Regions from separate parts of the Homo sapiens genome. Here all the other regions are linked to region 3. Evidence: chromatin loops called from intact Hi-C (ENCODE). Cell type or tissue: IMR-90. All regions are shown on one strand.

What was found. Hi-C counts contacts between places; a loop is a spot of excess contacts. Peaks named below come from ENCODE experiments on the same cell type or tissue, not always from the same donor. Only the 100,000 strongest peaks of a DNase experiment are listed, where the experiment ranks them.
Region 1: it touches region 3 in a loop (3-fold over the local background); 2 of 110 quality-filtered maps call a loop at or near these places.
Region 2: a loop joins it to region 3, with 2.4 times the contacts of the local background. A loop is called at or near these places in 10 of 110 quality-filtered maps.

What each region holds. Positions count from the first base shown.
Region 1 is chr4:176,722,725-176,730,724 of GRCh38, forward strand. VEGFC (vascular endothelial growth factor C) reads right to left here. Exons shown (of 7, transcript NM_005429.5): 2 at 6,809-7,022; 3 at 5,054-5,244. Among named protein-coding and RNA genes, the nearest start is that of VEGFC, 66 kb to the right of the region's middle. In IMR-90, no CTCF peak of the experiment used is centred here; a DNase peak (open chromatin) is centred at 4,347; H3K27ac peaks cover 525 bases.
Region 2 is chr4:176,542,697-176,550,696 of GRCh38, forward strand. No RefSeq gene overlaps it. Among named protein-coding and RNA genes, the nearest start is that of HAFML, 110 kb to the right of the region's middle. In IMR-90, no CTCF peak of the experiment used is centred here; DNase peaks (open chromatin) are centred at 3,385, 4,515, 6,095 and 6,935.
Region 3 is chr4:176,373,720-176,381,719 of GRCh38, forward strand. It overlaps a transcript of LOC124900817 not described here. Among named protein-coding and RNA genes, the nearest start is that of SPCS3-AS1, 57 kb to the left of the region's middle. RefSeq lists an enhancer at 4,184-4,323. In IMR-90, CTCF peaks have their summits at 2,487 (motif pointing right) and 4,187 (motif pointing right); no DNase peak of the experiment used is centred here.

The DNA.
Region 1 (8,000 bases), 350 kb after region 3:
CCTAAGCTCAAGAGATCTGCCTGTCTTGGCATCCCAAAGTGCTGGGATTACAGGTGTAAGCCACAGTGCCCAGCGAAGCCTTGCAATTTCTAAAGCCTAAACCTCTCCAACACCTCCCTCTTGATAGAGCAATTTTTATGCTACTGAGCATACACACCTACCCTTGAATAAATACTTTCACTCCAATACCCACTGGGTGAATGTGACACCTAATTAGACCAATGCAGAAAATGAATATGCAATGGTCACAGAAAAAACTCAAATGGTTAATAGAAGACTAAATTTATTTACTTTGCTTACTAACAATGTACTGATTTTCTGTTTTCCAAGTTTAGATTTTACCTAAGGTATGCTTAGGTATCTATTTGGCCCATATGTAAAGTATGCATTTATTTGGTTGACCAATAGTAAGAAAGATATAATGTTGGCTTTTGCTCATATTAACTAATGAATGAGAGAATAAAGAAGAATTTTCTTCCTTATCTGTAAGAGAAACAGATATCTATATCTCATCTAGTCATCTGGATATCTAGATATAGATATAGATAGATATGTTTCTTTTACAGATACATATATGTATATCTGTATATACATATGTATATATATACATACATATATAAAGTTTATATTTAGGTTTGGGGGTCCATGTGCAGGTTTGTTACATACGTAAACTTTTATTTTAGGTTTGGGGGTGCATGTGCAGGTTTGTGACATAGGTAAACTTTTATTTTAGGTTTGGGGTTTTATTTTAGGTTTGGGGGTCCATGTGCAGGTTTGTGGGTCCATGTGCAGGTTTGTGACATAGGTAAACTTTTATTTTAAGTTTGGGGTTTTATTTTAGGTTTGGGGGTCCATGTGCAGGTTTGTGACATAGGTAAACTTTTATTTTAGGTTTGGGGGTCCATGTGCAGATTTGTGACATAGGTAAACTTTTATTTTAGGTTTCGCGGTGCATATGCAGATTTGCGACACAGGTAAACTTTTATTTTAGGTTTGGGGGTGCATGTGCAGGTTTGTGACATAGGTAAACTTTTATTTTAGGTTTGGGGTTTTATTTTAGGTTTGGGGGTGCATGTGCAGGTTTGTGACATAAACTTTTATTTTAGGTTTGGGGTTTTATTTTAGGTTTGGGGGTCCATGTGCAGGTTTGTTACATAGGTAAACTTTTATTTTAGGTTTGGGGGTCCATGTGCAGGTTTGTTAAATAGGTAAACTTTTATTTTAGGTTTGGGGGTGCATGTGCAGGTTTGTGACATAGGTAAACTCATGTCATGGGGGTTGTTGCACAGATTATTTCATCACCCAGGAATTAAGCCCAGTACCCAATAGTTACCTTTTCTGTTCCTCTCCAGAAACAGATATTTTTTAAAAGATCAAGCTAAATTGATAGCATAAACGTTTGTTTAGCAAAAAGACCAATTATTTGAAAATTCCACAAGTGTGTTAATCAGCTATTTTATTATTAATAATCTTCAAGGCAGCAGTTTTAAAGCCTGGTTTAAAGGGAAAAGGCTAGGGGTCAGGGAACAAACTCCCTAAAACTGTGGGGGGAAATGCTGTGGATGTGTCTATATTTTCATTTGTTCTCATGAAAGGGTCCACAGTTTTTATGTGATACTAAAAGAGATTTGTGCACTGATTCTGTGGTAGGCACTGGGATAAGTAGTGAACGGATCTGTTTTTGCCTTTGTGGAGGAGGGAGACATTAATCAAGTAACAATGACTACATAACTATAAACTATGTGATTATAGGCTGTAATAAATACTATTTTAAAAATATGGGAAACTATAAAGCATTTACTACAAATATTGGGTCTAATCCAAATAGGTCAGAAAGTCTTGCCTGAGGCCTTGCCAAAGCCACTTGACACCCAAATTAAGATCTGAAGAGCTAGCACCTCAGGAAAGAGGAGACAGGAAGGCCAGGTTAACCTAAAGGTGTGTGTGCAAGGGCCCAGGAGCAGAGGAAACACGATGATGCCCAGGAATTGGAGAAAGTCTAGAGCACTGGAAGCACAAGATCAAGAATCATTACATTAGATGATGCTGAACAGGGGCTATGGGGCAGAGATTGCAGGTTGTGATAAAGATGTGGTCTTGAAAATCCTGCATGTTCTCATTTATGTGGGAGCTAAACGAGTGGATCTCATGGAAGTAGAGAGAAGAATACTGATTATCAGAGGCTGGGAGGGGCAAGGGTAGGGAGGATGGAGAGAGGATGGTTGAGGGGTACAAAAGCACAGTTAAATAGAAGGAGTAAGTTTTAGTGTTCAATAGTACATCAGGGAAATTGGAGTGAATAACGATATATTGTATATTTTTTAAAAAGCTGCAAGAGAAGTACTGTATTGTTCCCAATAGAAAGAAAAGATAAATGTTTGAGATGATGGATATCCCAATTACCCTGATTTGATCATTACACATTTTGTACAGGTATCAACATATAACACATGACCCCAAAATATGTACAGCTATGATATGTCAATAAATATAACCTTCAAAAAAGATTTTTGTCTTATTTTACAAGCAATGGGAAATCACTGAAAGGCCTTTATGCTGGAGACTGACATCAGCTCTGTGGGGTTTTTTTGTTTTTGAAACAGGGTCATGCTCTGTCACCTAGGCTGGGAGTGCAGTGGTGCAATCCTAGCACACTGCAGCCCTGAACTCCTGGGCTCCAGCGATCCTCCTGCCTCTGCCTCCTCAGCAGCTGAGACCACAGGCGTGAGCCACCATGCCTAGCCATAGATTTGGATCTATGTTTTTAAAAAATATGCTTGAAAGTAATTTATAGAAAAGATTATGAAGAAAGGAAATGGAAGGAGGAAGAGCAGAGAGAAGGTTATCTTATTAGTTGGAAACAGTATCCAAAGTACCTTGGTTTACTATTTGATTTAAATCAAATACCATATTAGGAATATAATCTAGAATACATCATATTGCTTAACTGAATTATTTTAAAATATAAATCATTAACGGCATTCCAAAAATTGTATATTTCAATTCCTAAATCATCCATATTTATTTTCTCTAACTTTAAAAGGAAATGACATATTTCTCAAGAGACTCAGTATACCAAAATTCCCATTAAGAGGTTTGGCTTGAAGATAAAAACAACATTTTAATTATTAATATGTTTTAAAAATGAATATTACCTTTCAAAGAATATCTGCTTGGCCTAAGTATTTCTATTTAATTTATTTTAAAGTATGCAGTTCTAAAATTTAGAGGATCTTAAAGAATCCTGTTTGATTTCAGGGTTATGATAAAATACATAATACCAATAAAACCTGTTAAAGTAGTATTAATTTATTTAGAATAGTAAGTACAAAACTATAACGTCTTATTGTTTATTGTTGTTTGATAAAGACTCAGGGAGGATAAATGAACTAAGGATAACTTTTGCTATGTCCAATAGTATAATTATATGTTAGTCTATCAAAAATATTATAATTTTGGCAACCACTGAAATATTGTCATGTTCCTACAACTGTACATTTTTCTGGTAAAGTTTCTAAATGCAGGACTATGTTTAGAGTCACATTGTATTCCTTGAGAACACATGTTGGAACGACCCCTACATTATTTTGCTGTGCTTTTAGGAAATAATCAGAATGAATTGCATCTGGCTAAGCTTAACTAACTATGATACTAAAAGAAATGATAGCAGGCCCCAAAGCATCACCTTTTAATTTTTTTTAACCTTTAGAGTTGAGGCAGAGGCAAGCTGAATAGAAAATTTAGCTTTATAATTTATTTTTTGTTTCTTCTTGCAAGTCTTAATCTAAAATGGCTTGTTTCTTTATCAAGTGGGTGAGCAATATAAAGAAACTCAATTTTTGAAAAGAAAGCAATTAATTTGGGTTGTATAATAAGACAATGTCTCCAAACTCAGAGGCCAAATGATCGTAACAGTAAAAATTTTGGAAATATTCAGCTAGCTGAAAAAATGTAGTTCATGGAATTGAGATAGTAATCTTAACTCTGATTTCTATTAATACTATATTGAAATAAGAGTAGGTTTTATTACTGAAAACCATGTAGATCAGCTAAAGTTTGCATAAAATTAAAATGTGAATTTTCTGTCATACCACATCATACAAATCAAATCTAACACCACATCTTTCAATTTCATTTTTCATTCTCCAGGTCAAAGAACAGTTCTGAATTTAGCCAGATTTACGTGTGTGAGTCTAACTCCAAAAATAGCTTAGAAAGGTCATTAGGACAACCACAGTTTTGTCTTTCGGGAGAAGTTTGCTTCAGTCCAGCCCACGGGACTGGATTTCTCCAAACATTTCTGTTCAGAGGCCAGAGGTGCACACAATTTCAAACAACACTTTCATGGTTATCGCCAGCACATACGCGTGTTCCACAGCCAGCCTCCTCTACCACGTAAGGCCCACAAAGCGGGTTTATGTGTCTGGTCTGAAAATCCCTGATCCAAAGCCAACCTTAAGAGACATTTCCTGGTTATCAGAAGCTTACCATTTAATGAGATAAACTTCCCAGTTTATTCAAAACATCTGAGATTTAGTGTCAGAGTTATTTCCTTTGCTTTCGACAGGAAGACAATAAATTTCTTCAGTGAGATGGCTTATTTCAATACTATACCACTGTTTCACAGAACACACGCATTTAATTTTACACTTTGAATACTGTTTGCACTGTTATCTCCACCATCTGAAAACTCACCCATTTAAAAGTATTTTATTGCCAAATGAACATGTTTATTCTTGAAGATCAACACACACACATACACACGTACATGTACACACATACATACGTATATTTATTGTTTTCTGCATGAGGCTTTGACTCCACTATATGAAGAGTTTGCAAAGTAATAAAGCATCAATTACTTTCTTTGTGACACTGTGTTGTCAAACACACAAAACACTGAAAAACTGACTTCATTCCCCTAAAGAAAATATGAGACCCTGAGTTGAACCAAGTTAGTTTAAAGCAACCAGAAGTTTAAACACATCATCCCCAAAGTTAAAGCTTCTGATTAAGGGGGCTCTCGCAGGTAGCAGGAATGGGCAATACCCACCGTCTTGCTGAGGTAGCTCGTGCTGGTGTTCATGCACTGCAGCCCCTCACTATTGCAGCAACCCCCACATCTGTAGACGGACACACATGGAGGTTTAAAGAAGGTGTTTGTCGCGACTCCAAACTCCTTCCCCACATCTATACACACCTCCCGTGGCATGCATTGAGTCTTTCTCCACTCATTATCAATACCTGTCAAGTCATAGGGAAATCAGTAAGTTTTACGGAAACCACCAAGATAAAAAAAGCCCACAGCAGCTGCAAATCACTCACATTCATTTCAGATTTTAACATTTAAGTTCAATATATAACTAAAGAGACAGCTGATGGGATCCTAAATTGACTTGTGAATGAGAATGATATAACATTGAAAAGACAAGCTAAGGATATTTCTTAAACTCATTTCTATAGCTAGGCAATAAGAAAAATTAGCATTATGCTTTATTAAAAGTACACCAATATCCCACAACACTAATGTTTGGTTTTTCTTTCTTAGGAAAATGGTAATTTAATATATGAATGTTTATAAGATGTGCAGAGAGAGTCATGTTCATTCTCTATAGTATGGGCCATTTTTGTGCTCTCAATGCAAATATAAATATAATTTTATTTTTCTTTAAAACTGAGTTGCATATGAGAAGACAGCTATGGTTTTAGATTCAAGTCAAACGTCCTTTTCAGGCGGACTATTTGGCAACCTTGAGTAATGTCGTGGCTGCAGCTACATAAAATACAAGGCTATTTTTCACCAACTGGGACTCATTCTGAACTTTCTTCAGCAAAGTCAATATTTCCTATCCCTTTTAACTCTCCTCTGGAATTTTGTTTCTGATGAGTTAGTAGCTTACCTATAATACTGTTGACTTTTTAAATTCTGCATTACAAATAATGTACTTCCTAAGTATACTAGTTTACTTATCCCATATTTCCCCTAAAATAGAATTTTTGGAAAAGGACATAAACTATTGGTTATACAACCATGAAGCCATTTTGTTTGCCTCTGTTCTCAAAATACTTTCCAATATCAAACTTTTATAGCGATTAAGAGCTACCAACTGAAGGCAAATATGTTTTTAAATTACTCCACCACTTTTTAATTTTTTTTAATAGAGATGAGGTCTTGCTGTGTTGTTCAGGCTGGTCTCTGACTCTGGCTTCAAGCAATCCTCCCACTTTGGCCTCCCAATGGTCTCGGATTACAGACATGAACCTCTGTGCCCAGTCATACCCCACCAATTGATGCTATGACATTTTATGCAACATGATCATTTTTTGTGAAGCTTTATGCTAGATACCTCATCAGCTTAAGTCCCGCTCTGAGCCAGTTATCTGTGAAGCAGCAAAGCAACAAGTGACATCTGAAAAGGTGATTTCAAATGAAGCATTTCTCAATCCAAATCAGATAGGAAATTAAGGTATAATTATTTGATAAGATAAAGAATGTTTAAGTTATTAAACAGATATAGTATGTAAAATATAGCCATCTGTTTTAAAAATTTTCCAATGGCTATCACCTGAAAAAATAAATGTGTGTTGTTTATGCATGGACCTATCTATCCTGTATTTTATGAAGTCATCTTAATACTCAAAGTGAAATCATAAAATGTTGTATTTTGAAGTAATTCTTTATTTTCTATTTGCTTTCCGCCCTAAAGGTGTATTCGGTGATACAAACACTGAAATTAAAGAACCAGGCTGGCAACTTCTACTGGTTTGATATATAAGGCTTACTATACATTTTATTTCCCATACTTACTTTTCAAGATCTCTGTATTATAATGTGCTGCAGCAAATTTTATAGTCTCTTCTGTCCTTGAGTTGAGGTTGGCCTGTTCTCTGTTATGTTGCCAGCCTCCTTTCCTTAGCTGACACTTGTACATTTTCCAATATTCTGGGTAGAGTACAGTCATGAGTTCATCTACACTGGACACAGACCGTAACTGCTCCTCCAGATCTTTGCTTGCATAAGCCTGTCAAAGAAAAATGCAAGATCAATGACTTACCAGCTTAAGGGATTTAGAAACAAATGCACTATAAAACGGTTAGGTTTAATAGTATCTATGCTCCGTTCCCTAACACAAATATTATTAATTACTCCTAAATTACTTCACTTTCCTTGGTAAAATTATATTTGTATTTTAATTTGTATGAACCAAAACAATTAAAAATACATATTTTGTTGTTAGGAAAAAAATTTTGTGATATAATTTTAAAATAATTTTAAGGTAGCTTATTTATTTTATTCATAGCTCTTTCAAATAATTGGTCAATTTGTATGTTTGAAAATTTATTCATTTGTATCACTCTACTAAACAGATAAAATTACACTGAAATCCACCCTAATGCTTTGCTTTATTTTTAGTTACCAGCAACAATACAATATGCTTAAGCAGGATGCTTGAGAGTAGGAATTTTACTTTCATGGGAGCTATTTTAGAACAAATAATCATATGAAGAAAGGAATTTCAACAACATTGTCACAGTAAGATTTATATTTTGGCAGAATCTCTCAATATTTAAAAGAAAATTTTATCATCAAGATTAATACCACCTTCATAGAAATGAAATAGTTCAGAGAACACTAAATCTTATTGACGGCTAACTGCATACATAAGTATACTCATTTAAGTAGAACATTCCAAATTATATTTTAGTAGTTACCATATCTAAGAAATAAATACAATTTTTTTCTAATTATGCTTTAGAATTAGGAAAAAGGAAACTTGTATAGCTTTATCTATCTGCCAAGTAAAATACAACATCAATTGTTTATTTTATATTGTCATGATTATCCCAGCTTTTAAATATAAATATGTAAGTAAATACTTTGGACACTGGTTCTCAAAGTTTAGTCGAATAAGAGTCAATGAACTAACTGTCAGAAATGCAGGTAACTGTCCCCCACCTCTCCATGGTTTCTTGGGTGGATCAAGAACCTACATTTTAAC
Region 2 (8,000 bases), 170 kb after region 3:
GCAATGAGTTGTTCTCAGTGTCCAAACACATTTCGTTAATTTTGCTAGGGAAGTATTGAATTTGTCTGTGTTATAGTGAACTGAATGTAAGAAATGCCTTAAAATTATAGCACTCAGGTATGCTTCCTTTTAAACATTCTGTTTAAGGTTTAACCTTTTTTTGATTTTCCTTCTTGAAAAGAGAATGTTCATCTCCTAAAGTTATAGACGTAATTATTGTTATATACCACATAACAATAATTTTTTGAAATTAAAAAATATACAAATACAAGCTACTCCATTAAAATAGAATCTATGTTTGAATACTATTGTCATTTTTAAGTGTACTATACTGAAATTATGTTGATAGAAACACAATCTTTTTTTCATTAGTAACTGCTTTTATGGTTTCTACAAGCAGTTCTCCATCCACATTGAGTGTGGTCCCAGGGAACTGTAACTAGTCTTGGAAGTGATTGGTGTTGCCTGAGGATTTGGGGCCCAGAACAAAGAGAAACAGAGATCTGAGGGAAAAAGGAGCATAGGCTGGAAGCTAGGAAATGTCTGAAAAGGTAAGTCTATAAAATTAGACAGGGCACACACAGAAGCCCAAGTAAAGTTTCTTACAGAGTATCTGTGAGCCAGTTTGGAAAGTTGAGCTTAAAATAATCCCCTGGAGCATATGATATGGGGTAAGGATCTTTTACAGCTTGGCAGGAGGACAGCTAAATGCTCGGAGAAAGATCCATTGCAGACACTTAAAGTTATTGAAGTTCTATTTGCAAAACTGAGTCCCTCAACAGTGGACACTTCAGTTAACGGGATAATTTAACCAAGAAAGAGAGTCCAAAATAATTCCTTAAGGACTGATATAAGAAACTTTTTTCTAAGGCGATAAAACCAGAATTTATTAAATTGTACCATGGACATTCTACAAGCAAATCTAATAAGAATGTTGAGGTTTTTCTTTTTTTTAAACAACAGTGTCCACAGGGACCTTTATTCCTTGACTTCACCTTGCCCCTAGATCCAAAATTCATACAAATTAATTAGTGAAAGCTGACAAGACGTTTGAATTACCTTAAAATGGCACATTCTGAATTTAAAGTAGGCAAGAAGATGACCCGACACTTGCCTAAAGTAATATACTCACTAATTGCAAGCTTGACAGAAAAATTGTTCATGGGAATAAAAATATCTTAAGGAAATTTCTTTATGATGTAGCTATCTTCTGGGTAAAACATAGTGTGAAATTCTACACCTAATCAACTATTACACAGTAAAACAAAATAGACTTTAGGACCCAATATTAACAGTTTCTGTACACTGGGTTCCCACTGATATCAGATGCTGTGCTTCACCTTGCCTGCGTTATCCCACTTGATCCATACATTAGCCCTCCATCGTTGCTGCTACTCCTAATTATACAAATGAAGGTGAAGAAACGAATGAAGAAACAGCCCCCAATGAAGTTAAGTGATTTGCTAGACTTGGGATTAGAATCCATATCTGCTTGGCTACAAAGACTCAATTTTTTGAGCCCAGGATGCATTTGCTTATTAATTATACCTTTTCTCATGTTATTTGTTGTTCCATTAACCAAGAAAATATATATCCCAAGGCGGCATCTTATCAACACTGAATCACATATCGAATTATTCATGACAAAAGTGTACAATTAAAAGGAAAAATTTTGTATGATTTCCTTTGGATACTTCAGACTAAATCCTTGCTGTTACTTGATTTTTGATAGAAGTATTGGTTCCCCTGGGATGTAACACACCTGTTCTTGTGCAGGTCCTAAACAAGTTGAGAAATAAGATGAAGGGTAAGGTATATGGAAAACAGAAAATATTGTTGTTTTAACTGATAAAGGCCAAGTTGTGAGGGCCAAAGAGGTTTGGTAAATAAACCACAGAATTAGTCAGACTTAACTTACCTGGTCAAGGCACTGACAGCCACCAGTGTTGGGAGCAGCCTGCTCCCAAGAACAACAGGGAAAGTCTATACCCCAGAGCCAAGAGCTCTCACAAAGAAAATGGTACCCGGCTCTTTTTTTTGAAACGTGTCCATCAGATAAATCACCTCACTCCCAGAGAGCAGAGTAAAGGGGTGAAGAAAGGGTGGGTTTTACAGCAATAGAACTGCCTTCAGAAGAAGAAAATTTCAGATCTCTTTCTCACATTCTCTTGTACCTCGCTGGGTGTAGCTTCCAAGCCTCTGGTTAGATCTCCCTGTGTGGGAGATCAGCAGTCCAGGACAGACTGCCTACCACACGCACAGGGGGATTGCTTGCCTCCCTGCAAGGATGAAAAACTAGCCCTTTAGGAGACTCTTGGAACCTCTCATGGGAAAGACACATGTTGCCCCACGAAGACTCTGAAATGAGTCTTCTACTCCATTAATTAAATTTACTCCAGGGCTACTTTACTTAAGCTTCCAAATTTACTACCTATTCCCTTTCCCATCCCAAATTATGTCCAAGCATGTTTTCCTGTGTAACATGTCATTGATCCTGTAATAAGATTTAATGACATTAATGAATAGAATAAAATACATAAATTCTATAATACTAAAATGCCAGAAAACTTTCATAGAAGCCCTCTTCTGCTGTCAGATTCAGAGGGAGAAAGTAAAGGCTATGCCTATTAACATTTAAAGGAAATTAATGTTTAAAATTCATTTTTAGAAAATATGAGTTAAAAGTTAGAAATTAAAGAAATTCTCATTTTTAGAAAATTCTGCTTAGTCTATACTAGAGGTTTTCTCAATTATTTAGATGCATAAGAATGGCTGATATTTCTTTAGGACCTCATACATTTTATTATTTTAACACAGGTATCTGATAAGTCTCTTTTTAGAATCCAAAGAATTAACGGGACACAGGAGATTATAACGACACTCTCCCCACATATACCAACTTTACAAAAAAGGGTTTAGGACAATTTCCCAGGTGAAAATTCCTGAAGCTGTTATTTAATATTGACTGAAACTGTAGTAAAAGCTCAGTTATATTTCTAAGTAAAAGAAGGCATATTAATTCTCTACTGCTGTGTGACGCAGCACCCCAAAATTTCTTAGCTTAATAAAACAAGCATATATTCTCTTGCATTTTCTGTATTTTAGGAATTGGGGAGCACATTTTTTTTCTGGTTGGTTCTCGTTCAGGGTCCCTCCTGGGATCGCAGTCCAGTTGTCCTCAAGGGCTGTAGTCATCTGACACCGGTAAGGTTCATTCCCACCCTTACCCATGTAGGCAGCCTACAGTTTTTCACCATTGGAGAGAGACCTCAGTTCCTTAACACATGAGACTCTTGACTCCTCATGGCATGGCAGCTGGCTTCCCTCATAGCAGTGATTTGAGAGAGAAGGAAAGCAAAACAGTGATGTCACGCTGTCATTTATGTCCTAGTTTCTGAGTCATACACCATTTCTTCTGCCTTCCTCTATTTCTTAGGAATGCGTCACTAAGTCCCATGATACCTTCAATGGAAAGCATTACACAAGGGCTTAAATACCTAGAGGCAAGGAACCCTGGGGACCATCTTAGGGACTGGCTTCCAAAAGAGGTGATGGCAAAAAAAATCGTAATTTTTACCCTCACCAGGATGCCACTGGTTGGTTGGTACAAATTAAGCAGAATCTATGATTTGATCATTTAAATTTAATAGAGGGAAATCTTCAGCAAAAAGTTTAGTACAGTTCACTACCATCTCTTAGAGAAAAATCTGCCCACGCACAGCTTTTAGTGTCCATCTCCTCTGGGACCTCTGTGTTCTGGGTACTTCTGCTCTGTATAGGCAACGAGCTCTGTTGGGTCACATAGCTACCTCGTATCTTGTAGAAAGGCATTTTTATTCCCGTGCCATCATAGCTAATTCCACTGCCTCTTATTAGAGAACTGCTTAGACCTAAGAAATTTGCTTTTTAGTGATGGTTTCTATCTTGTCTCCATATCTGTTTCAACCGGAAAAACTTTTGCAACATATTCCTGAGATGAAACTAGCATAGGTGGTTCTGAAGCCAGTGTTCCTTGGGCTGTGATGTGGCCCAAGGTCCCTTCCGTGTGCTCCTCAGGGCACTGTCTCTTCACTGCTTGTGAATTCTACAGTTTCTCAGTCAGTTTCCTTCATAATAAAGGAAACCAATGAAAGTCCCCCTACAATAACTGTATCACCTTGAAACACATCTAGTATTTCTTTTGAGCAGTTTCCACTTGAGTCTCTGAATGAGCCTCATAAATTCACCATCATTTTCTTGGCCCCAAATAGAGAGAGTAATCAGGGGCTGTTAATTGCTGATCTATTGCTGCCTACCCAAGCCTGACACTAACCATTTAAAGACAGAATGTCAGAAGTAGCACAGAGCACACACGAAACCCAGCTGCCTTGTAGTTTAAAGCCTTGTAGTTTAAAAACAACGATATCAAGTTCTACAATTGTACAGAAAAACTTGTTCTCTTTATAGTTTAATTCTTGCCTCAGCTGCCCTTGAGCTCTAAGACCTCTGCAGCCACTGACATCTGTTGTGGTTTTTGCTGTCCACATAACATATGCAACTGTATTTCAGGGTCAGGAAGCAACAAGCTCCAGGCTGCCTGTGCCTGTGAAAGGCTTTCACTGCCTTGAGCATCTTTGTCAAGGACCTTCTAGACTTAGCTCCGTAAGTCATAGAGAAATATTTTGTCATAGAGAAATACACCGTAATCTATATTCATAGATCCAGATCAGAATATTGTGTGCCCTGCGTCTTAAAGGTGCTGGCCCTTGCCATGATATTTAAAAGCTGGTTCAGTATATGCCATAACAAACTTCAAAATATTCTGCTCCAAAACCCGATGAAGACTCCAAACCACATGTCTTTGCCCCAATTAAAAGTCTCTCCATGTGTTATTTTCTTTTTCTCCTCAGCTTTGCTCATTGCATCTTATTTGGCAGTATTCCCATCAAAATACACCAAATGTTGTTTCCTTTAAGGTAATCCCTCAAATTTGCAGGTCCCCCTAATGATGGCGGACCTGCCTGCAGAAAGCAGTAGTGACTGTGCTCTTTCTGCCAAAGGCTGAGCACCAAGGAGATGAATGGAAAGCAGCTGAGCTGAACACGCCCCATTTATCTTCCCAAACTTACCAACTAGAAAAGATACTCCAATGTGGTTGTGTTTGATTTAGGGAAAGTGCAGGAAGAAGTGCGGAGTACGTTACACTAATTGAATACCCTCCATAGGAAGAAAACATCAGGAGTGAGGAGAAAGTTTTGTCTTTTAACTACGTGACTGAGAGGCTCTTTTAGGCTTGTAACGGAGATTTAAAGGAGCAAAGCATTTTTTTACCCTAGGAGAAGGTTGAGTATTCTTGTGCAAGTGTAGCTATTGCTATGTAACACTATAATATTTCCACTGTGGAATTTGGGGAAGAGATAGACACGTTCACCAGGACAGAGTGAATTTTGTTAGAGGAATCTGCTCTTCCTCCACACCTGCCCTCTGCAGTGCACCTCACAGTGATCTGACTTCAGACCCCTTTCGTTCCCTAAACCATCTTGCTTCAATGTCAACAGCGATCTCCTGAGGGCCAAATCCAGCAAACATTTCCCAGTTCTCCTCCAACGTGATTGCTCTTTGATATCTGAAACTATGCTTTTGGAAATCGTTTTCAATGTCTCTTTTTCAAAACTCTCATCTTCCTTGGCTTCCTTAACCCTGCATTCTCCAGGGTCGTTAGCTGGACCTCTGAAAGCTCCTCTCCTTTCTCCTCTTCTAAGACATCATCCTTTGTGCACTCCTTGAACAAAGTAATTCCTTAGGTGTCTGCCCCCAGCTCCGCTGGCATCTAGTTGTAGACTTTTTACCTTGGCAATGTACTTTTGGCTGTGGTTTCTACAACAATCCCCATGAAAGTAACTCGGCTGTAAATGAAACTCTCAACTTTCTACGGAACATACATGTATTTTCAATATTCAAAGTAAATATGTCCAACACTAATTTTTTTTTATCAGAACTTGCTTTCCTTTATATATTCATTTCCTCAGTCAATCAGATCCTCATTCTTAAGTCACTGAGGTCAGAAATTGCCTGGTCACATAGTCATGTTGAAGGCTGTTTATCTTAGAGATTTGTCATGCTCTGGAATTAGTTAGATCTAGGTTCAGGCCCAGCTCTGCAATTACCAGCTATGTGATCTTCAGCAAGCTACCGAATTCCCATCCCTTCCCTTATCTGTAAAACAGACATAGTAAGCAGAACGCACCTCACAGGGCTGTTAAGGAAGATTTAATGAGATAAATGTGCATGGAGTCCTTAATACACTGGTGGACGCAGAGAAATCTGATATTTACCTGTTATTACAGTGTTTGTTGTAACTCTGGATTGTCTTTAAATTATGTGCCCTTCTTTTATATCTGCTGCCATTACCTTATTTCCTTTCCTCATGTGAATTATTGCATCCGACTAGTTTCTTTGTTTATAGTTTCTCACCCTTTAAATCCATCATTTCTACTGTCACAAACTTTACCTTATGATAGCCCAGACCTATTCATGCCACACTCTGCTGCTTTAATACCCTACTGGCTCCTGTTAGTCTACAAAATAATGTTCAGTCCCTAGCATGGTAGCCAGGGCTTTTAATAATATGCTTACAACCTGCTTTCTTCCTCACACACTTAGGCTGCAGGCATGCTGGACTTTTCACTGTCCCTGAGTGCACTTTCATAAACACATGACTTTTTGGCAAAAAAAGAAAAGGAAAAAAAAACTCTCAGCCTGAAATTCTCTAAGCTGTTCATGCTGCAAATATGAATGAAAATTTTTTTCTTTTCTACTTGATTGACAAATTTTATCTTACTGTCCTCGTGCATGTATACATTCATATACATACACAATATTTATATTTAACCTCATAACAGTGGTTTACTTGTTCATGCCTGCAACAACGTTTTAAGCTCCTTAAAAGCAGGGACCATGACTAATTCTTCGAACTTAGTCACCATATCTAGTATGGCCATAGTGGATGATTAGAAAACACATAAGGAAATGAACTTGTAACTCTAATAACCTTCTAAGTTAGGGTTTTAAGATTGTGGATTCTACTCTTTCACCAAGTTAGCTTATGTTTTGATAAGTATTTGCCTCTTTAATATTTCGATGGTACTGTGCAAGGAAATCCATGGCCTGTTAACAGCAGCTGGCCATGTTAGCTTGCCCATGAAGAACAGAGAAAATGTGGGAGGCAATACGGTGACAGTGGTGTAATTAAAATGTTAAAAATTAAAACTGAAATGTAACTGCTAGTTATAATAAGTAAATAGATCAACATAAGATTTTTAAATTAAAGTAGCAAGAACAGTTACAGCAAGAGTCCAGATGGACAGCGTTTTCTGAAATTACTATAGGTCTCACATACCCTGAGAATCATCAGTTCCAACTTTTCTTAGAGACAGGTACAGTTAAAAGAAACCCTACTTTATTTAATACAGGTAATCAACAGATAGTGTTCATGGGGTTCTGTTTCACAGTCTCATTTATTTCTTGGCTTTATTGAAGTTTTAGGCCCTATGTGAGCCCTGTTAAGTTAATGAACAAAAGCATCCTTTTCTAGCTTTAGTAAAACTTGACTGTAGGCTATTTCACAGTGAACACTTCTCAGATTCTTAAGCAAGGTGCCAATATGCCCTACAAGACTTTTGGAGAAAATTAAGGAAGGCATCTCAGTGTCATGTATCCGAACTGTTCCAAGTGCCTCAAAATAAATGAAAACTCTATCCACTTGGTTAAAGCACAATTTGTCCATTTAAATCTCTGATCTTACACAGCTAGTATACCCATACTTTCTCCTCTGCTTCTGATGTCCTCATTGTAAGACCTACCCACAAATATAAATGCTAGCAAAGATGAGGCTTTCTGTTACTATTTCAAATAAAATTGTGATTATTTTCAAAATATGAAATCCCTTCTCATTATATAAAAATTTAAAAATACAAAAAAGAGGAAAAAATTATTTTATCATCCCCAAAGATCTGTTGTTC
Region 3 (8,000 bases):
TAGTAGCATTACTATACATCCATAATAATCTAGCTGAGGCCCCAATCAAGAATTCAATCCCATTTACAATACCAAAAAAATACATAGGAATATATTTAACCACGGAGGTGAATAATTTATGTAAAGAGAACTACAAAACACAGGGGAAAGAAATCATAGATGATACAACCAAAGGGAAACACATCCCATGCTCATGGGTTGGAAGAATCAGTATTGGTAAAATGACCATATTGCCCAAAGCAACCTATAGATTCAGTGCAATCCCTATCAAATTAGGAACACCATTTTTCACAGAATTAGAAAAATGAATCATAACATTTATATGGAATCAAAAAAGAGCTCAAATAACTAAAGCAATCCTAAGGAAACAGAACAAAGGCTTAGGCATCACATTGCCTGACTTCAAACTATGCTATAATGCTATAGTAACCAAAACAGCATGGTACTGATATGAAAATAAACACACAGATCAATGGAACAGAAGAGTTCAGAAATAAAGCTGTATACTTAAAACCAACTGATATTTGACAAAGTCTGCAAAAATATACACTGGGGAAATGACATCCTATTCCATAAATGGTGCTGGGAACATTGGATAGCCATATGTAGATGGATGAAACTGGACTCATACCTCTCACCAAATACAGCAATTAACTCAAAATGGATTAGACTTAAATGTAAGAACCAAAACCATAAAAACTCTGGAAGAAAACTTGGAAAAAACTCTTCTGGACATTGGCCTAGATACATAATTTATGACCAAGTCCTCAAAAGCAAATGCAAAAAAAAAACCAAAAATAAATAAAGAGGACTTAATTAAACTAAAAAGCTTCAGCACAGCAAAAGGAGCAATCAACAGAGTAAACAGATATCCTACAGAAAGGGGGAAAATATTTGCAAAGTCTGCATCTGAAAAAGACTAAGTTGCAGATTCTATAAGAAACTCAAACAAATTAACAAGAAAAACAACCCCACTAAAAAGTGTCAAAGGACATGAACAGAAATTTTTTTTTTTAATTTAAGAAAACTTTTAGAAATTTTTCAAAAAAAGACACACAAGCAGACAACAAACATATTATAAAATTATCAACATTACTGATCATCAGAGAAATGCAAATTTAAACCACAATGAGATATCATCTTACCTTAGTTAGAATGGCTGTTATTAAAAAGTCAAAAACTAGCAGATGTTGGCATGGATGAGGAGAAAAGGGAACACTTAAATGCTCTTGGTCGGTATGTAAATTAGTACAAACCCTATGGAAAACAGTATGGAGAGCTCTCAAAGAACTAAAAAAGAGCTATCATTCAGTCCAGCAATCCTTCTTCTAGGTTTCTACCTAAAGGAAAATAAATCACTGTATTTAAAAAAACAGCTATACTCATATGTTTATCACAGCACTACTCTCAATATTAAAGACATGAAATCAACCTAAGTCTCAATCAATGGAGGAATGGATGAAGAAAATGTGGTATATATACACCATGGAATACTACTTAGCCAAAAAAAAGAAAGAAACTATGTCTTTTGCAGCAGTATGGATAGTTGGAACTGGAGGCCACTATCCTAAGGGAAATAACTGAGAAACAGAGAGTAAAAAGTTGCATGTTTTCACTTATAAGTGGGAGCTAAACAATGGGTACACATAAACATACAGATGAGTATAACAGGCACTGGGGACTCCAAACATGGGGAGGGGTCAGGGAGTAAGAGTTGAAAAATTACCTATTGGGTACAATGTTCACTGTTTGGGTGATGGTACACTAAGAGCCCAGACTTCACCACAGGGCAATATATGCATGTAAGATACTTGCACCTGTATTTCCTAAATATAAATAAAATTATGTAAAGTACATGATGCTTTATAATGATAATAAACAACTGTCTTACTGGTTTATGTATTTACAAAGCAAAAAGAATTTCAAAAGGGCTTGCTTTAAGGAAGTTAAATCACTGAATAAACTCTCTGCTTTTCCTTAAAATTATATATATATAAAATATATTGTAATATATATAATATATAATTATATATATACCTCTGATGGATATACATGCAAAAATCCTCAAAAAATACTAGGAAATTGCATCCAAAAGCACAATCAATATACATAAATGTCATATATAATAGATAATGTCTTATATATATAAAATGTCTTACACATGTTTATGTAAAAGCACGTGTATATATATATATATATATATATATATAAATGTCTTGTATGAGAGATTGGTTGTCAAGAATAAGCCCATGATTAGATACTTTATATTTATATTTTTATAATCAGTCAGATTGTTTAGTATATTCCATAAGCATGTTACCTAATAAAACAAATAATGTTTTTGTTACAAGAAAATACTTATTTCAAAGAGGTTCTCATCAGTCCTTTGACCACTGGTTTAGTTATTGCAAGACAATGGGAAGAATAGCAGTTGTACTTGTGAAAAAACAAAAGTAGCATTATCTGCTGCATTTTTGGTTGATTTCCACTAGATGGTAGTATTGAATTCAAGATTCAACCTGCTATATATTTTAATGCAGAAATTTGATAAATTACAGAAGACATTTGTATTGTGTTACTTTTACCGTCTATGTTAACATTTGAAACCATATTCAGACTATGTTTATGCATGTTGGAATTTTTTTAAAAAATACAACTTCTGGAAATTTGAAAACTTCTTAAGAAGCTGGTGCAATATTAGATATATTGTATTGTAATTCATAGAAATAATCTTTTATTATGAAACTTTTTAAAATAATTTTTGCATGTGTTTTAAATTCTGATCATAGTCATTTTCTTTTTCAGGCAAAATGTAGATTTCGTTTTTAGTCTGTGGAAAGAGTAAGAGAAAAATAACATGAAAATATATTTTTTTTCAAATGTTTCTGTCAGGAAAGATAGGCTCTTGGCAGGTGTGTTTGTGTGTAAAAATAGACTATCTTCGAGTACATATTTTCACTTCAATTTCCATGAGGCATTATAAACAAAGACAAAAATTAAAAAAAAAAACACTTTTGCAATTAATGAATGATGAGTACAATATGTAGCTAATTGCCCTGATTATGTTAGTGTGTTATTGCAGAATAATAATGAACTGAATGAACCTGTTTTCCTTTGCTGTATTCCTAACCAGATGCACCCCTGGAAGATACATTAGGAGTTATCTAGTCCATCTCCATCATTGTACTAATGAAGAAACTGAGGACTGTGACTGCTTTTTAAACTGTTCTAGAGAAAAAAAGGAAAGATGGGTTCCATTGACTCTGTTGAATACTCTCTTACTGATTTACAGATCTTTACCAAGTACTTGCTTGCAGAGAATATCCAAAAGCAGGACCAGATCATGATACTCTTCAGGACAGTCCCTAATAGTTTTCACTAGAAAGGTATACAGTTAAAAAGTAGCGTAAAATGGTATTGACACTGGAAAATACAAAAGTACCTTGAATTAAATTGTATGGTGAAAAGCACCAACCGTGGAATCAGGTAGAATTAAGTAATGAATTTCAGCTCTGTCACTTACAATCTGTGTAACGTTGGGCACATTTCTGCACCTCTCTGCCATTAAATCTTCTCATTTACAAAATGGAGTTAAAAATACCTACCACGTGAAATTATAGGATATCCTAAATGGAATAACTTAGTAAGCTCTCAAGAAATCGTTCTCCCCTTGCCTCATTAAGAAATCATTTTTAAAATGGGAACTACGTTAAAGCCCAATTTAAGGCATAGATCAGCAATGTTTGATGGCATGGATCTGTCTATTTTGGGGCTAAATTGTGTTCTGACCCTCCAAATGATCAATTCTAATTAATTCCTTGGTTGTAGATTTGTAAAGCCCGTTTAGTTGATTGCACAGACGTGGCCAGAGTCAAGGTACAGGAACCCACAGACTATAGAAATCAACGATAACATGTAGAAAAATCACAGGCAACAGAAATGCACTATTTTTAGAGATTGTATAACTGCTCTAGGGTGAAGCTATCTTGATTGGACTCAGCATAGTGCAACAGAACAGAATTACACAAGATGCCCCTTTCCATTACACCCCATTATTCCTCTGTTTTTGAGGATTTATGCTAACATTGTTCTGTTACAGATTGTAAACATTGATGTATTCTGAAACTGTTAACTGTAAGCATTTATGCTTGCATTGTTTTCTGTTCATTTCTCTTGTATTCCAGCAGATGTCAGTCATTCTCTTTAAATAATCTCCATTTATTCTCACCTGCCTATGACCAGCTGAAGGGAAATCACCTTTAGTTATGTCAAAGTGACATGTTTGTTGAACTGTAACAATAATAATGCTCCCTATTAACCTATCAGGGACTTGAGCCATTTTGCATTCAAACAATGATGAATTTTTATTTTCTTATTTAATTATTTAAAAAATCTCCATCTCAGTTTCCAAAATGTGTAACTAGAAAATAAATGAGAAGCCAGAGAAGACATGCAGAGAATTTAAATTTGCACTTGTGGTAAAATAATCTGCACTTGCGTAGGAGAAGACAAATCACTCCTTGATGTCAATGTACGGTTATGATTTTACTCATACTTTAGAATTTTAAAATGTCATGTAGTGTGATATATATTCATGCAGATGTGGGTGAAACAATGTGCTTTTTAATCATTCCTGCTACAATCACAAACAATCATTATGTCTAGCCATTGATCCTAGCACAGGGCTTGTCAGGTAAGGGCAGATTTTATAAAACCTGGGTAAAACAAGCTTAATTTGCGTAAATTGAGTTTTTTTCTAAAAGTGAGAGGGTACCTTTTTAAAGAAAATGTAGTAAATGCAAAAGTCAATGAATCCTTGGATGTTTCTCAAACTATCTTTGTGTTTTAAATCTACTTTCTCATTTTAATAGGAATTAATCATTTATCCTCAAGGAATATTTTCCTTAAAAGGGAAGAATATTACCAGTTTTTCTCAACAAATCTCGAATTCATTGTGGGGAAACTGATGATGTCTCTTCATTTGTTTTGTGATTCTTGTATTTTAAATCAGTTCATTGAAACAGCCTGGCTGAGTGCTGTATTTAAGTATAGAAATTTCTGCTCATATCTGGTGGCTCTTGCTGAAGGAGGGACATAGAGCTAGAATGCTTGTCAGGGATCCCACCTTAACCTGCTCCTGCCCCTTAGATAGATCCTCATTGTCTACAGGCCATTTGCAACCAGGCGAAATAAAAATTACCATGTTTCTCTTTATTTTATTTATTGAAGATTTTTGACTTTGTATATAATTTACATAGCTTTTAAATACAAAAGCTAGTTTTAAGGAATGTATATTAAACAGTGGTTATTTGCCAGGACAAAAGATACCATACTAGAGAAAAGCTAGGAAAAGAAGAAACATAGTTTCATACTAAACAACTATTTAATAATTTTAAGAAAAACAGTACAGTTTAATATTTGAGAAGGGAAATATGCTATCATTCTGAAAATCTTGTATGCAGAAAACTCTTAGTTTTCTAACCTAATGGTAGTTTCTATACTAGATTTAAAACTTTTTGTACTAGGCCTTTTCCTCAAAAACTTCTGTAAAACCTTAAATGTTTTATTATCAATGCATATATAGGAATGCATATATAGGAATTTACAAAGTAAAAGAAGAGAGCAATACTCATGTCTGTCATTGATTCACACATTGTCCCCTTTAGATGTGACTGAGAGGGTGGTGGCTCACGCCTGTAATCCCAACACTTTGGGAGGCTGAGGCAGGTGGATCACCTGAGGTCAGGAGTTCCAGACCAGCCTGGCCAACATGGCAAAACCCCTTCTCTACTAAAAATACAAAAAATAGCCAGGCATTGTGGCAGACGCCTGTAATCCCAGCTACTTGGGAGGCTGAGGCAGGAGAATCGCTTGAACCTGGGAGGCAGAAGTTGCAGTGAGTGGAGATCATGCCACTGCACTCCAGCCTGGGCAACAGAGCAAGACTCCATCTCAAAAAAAAAAAAAAAAAGAAGAAGTGACTGAGTACTCAGTTATCCAGCTTTTAGGGCAAAGTGATCAAATGATAACAGAAAGGAAGAGGCAAGAGAAGGATTTTACAAATACAAATAGTAATGATGGTCCAGGGACATGATGGAAATCGCAGGATGAAGCAGAGAAGGGAGCTCTGTGTGTTCCCTGGGTGGAGATTGTACTAATGAGCTGCTCACATTTGAGAAACACAGATTGATGAGCTTCTCTGGCAATTGTTATGCAGCAATATTCCCATAAGAAGTCACAGTAGTTATCACAGTATCAGAGCACCGTAAAATAAACACATTGCTTTTTCCATGAACTTGAATATTTAATGTTAGAGATGAGTACAATGGAGGCAAATAAATCCTCTCCTCATTTCCTCACATCCCTACTTTTAAAGATTGTCAGGTATTCAATCTCTATCATAGTTGTTTGAGACTTTAGGTCCCTATAGTTTATCATTTTCCAGTAATGTTTTTGAAATGCAATAATTTAAAGATCTCTCGACTCTTGGATTTACATTACAAATGCTGGTGATACAAAAATTTCATTTAAATTAGTCTAGACCATGAAGTATGGACTTTTAGCATATTATATTGTAAATTTGAAATTGAAACACTGTCATGATCTTTTTTTAAAGAATTTAAAACTAGTATTTAAATATTATAAGTTTTTCTCTGAGAAATGTTTTACAATTGTAGTTTATAGTTCTGAGGACTGAGAGTGTAGGAGATTTGCTTAAAACAAGAATGGAGATCAGAGCTAGGGTGTCTACTATATTCAACATTTTTCAAAATTCGCTCTGCCACCTGTCAAGAGCTGAGCTGAGCTGGAGAGAGCTGAGACGCCCGTGGTGGAGTGGTCAATTAAGACAACAAGCCAAAGTGAAAGTAACAGCCAATCCTTTAATGACTTTCTAAGGTAGTAGAATAGGCAAGAGGAAAAAGCTTAACCATTTTAATGTTCCTTTTTTCTCCACAGAAGGGCACTGGGTGAAGGTCCAATGTATCAGTGCACACGGGGGAGTGGGGCGGGGAATTATCTCACCACCTACGTACGGGAGCCCGAACAAAAGGCTCTGGCCATTTTATGGACCCAGGGGTGGGGATGGGGGTGAGCTGGAGAGGGGAGGACTAGGTGTGGGAAACAGTGAATATTGAGTCAGAGAGAAAAAAGAGGCTTCAAGTGTCCTCCCCAGTGAGGAGGCCTCCGCAGAATGACCCGATGAAGAGACCTCCTCTCTCTGAATGCAGGGAGGGCTAGAGATGCAGATATGCATAAGCGCATGGTGCTGAGGATGGAGTGACTGAGCCCTTGACTGCAGCTCCCTTCAGAGACTGCAGTTTACTGGCTGCACACAGTCTGGTGTGGGGAGGACAATTTTTCCCTGTGAAGCCTGCCAGGTAAATCCTTTGCAATTGTCTGTGGTAGGGTTTGAAAGATGATTATAGGTTTTTGGCTAGGAGCTGGACTCCTCACCACTGTCTCATTTCAGGCCTCCATCACCTCATTTTGGGATTATTAGAGGTGCTTTTATCCATTCTCTCCACTTCTCTGAAGTTTTTTTCCAGCATGATCCATCATGCTCTTGATTGCCAGATTGCTTGCTTCTAAATCACTAGATCACTAAATCACTGTATCGTTCCTCTACTTTGGAATCTAGTATGTATTATTTTTATACCAAACTCGAGCCACTCAGGTGAGCATGTAAGGCCTTTGTTTGATGGGCTTCAGTTTATTTATCCATATTTTACTACTTCTTACAAAGTTTTCTCAGATTTTCCTAAGCCAATGATGCTCAATCAAGCTTGTACAACCCAAGGCCCATGGCCACATGAGGCCCAGGGTGGCTTTGAATGTGGCTCAACACAAATTTGTAAACTTTCTTAAAACATTATGAGATTTTTTTGCCGTTTTGTTTTTTAGATCATCAGCTATCGTTAGTGTATTTTATGTTGGCCCAAGACAATTTTTCTTCTTCCAGTGTAGAATACAGAAACCAAAAGATTGGACCCCCGTGCTCT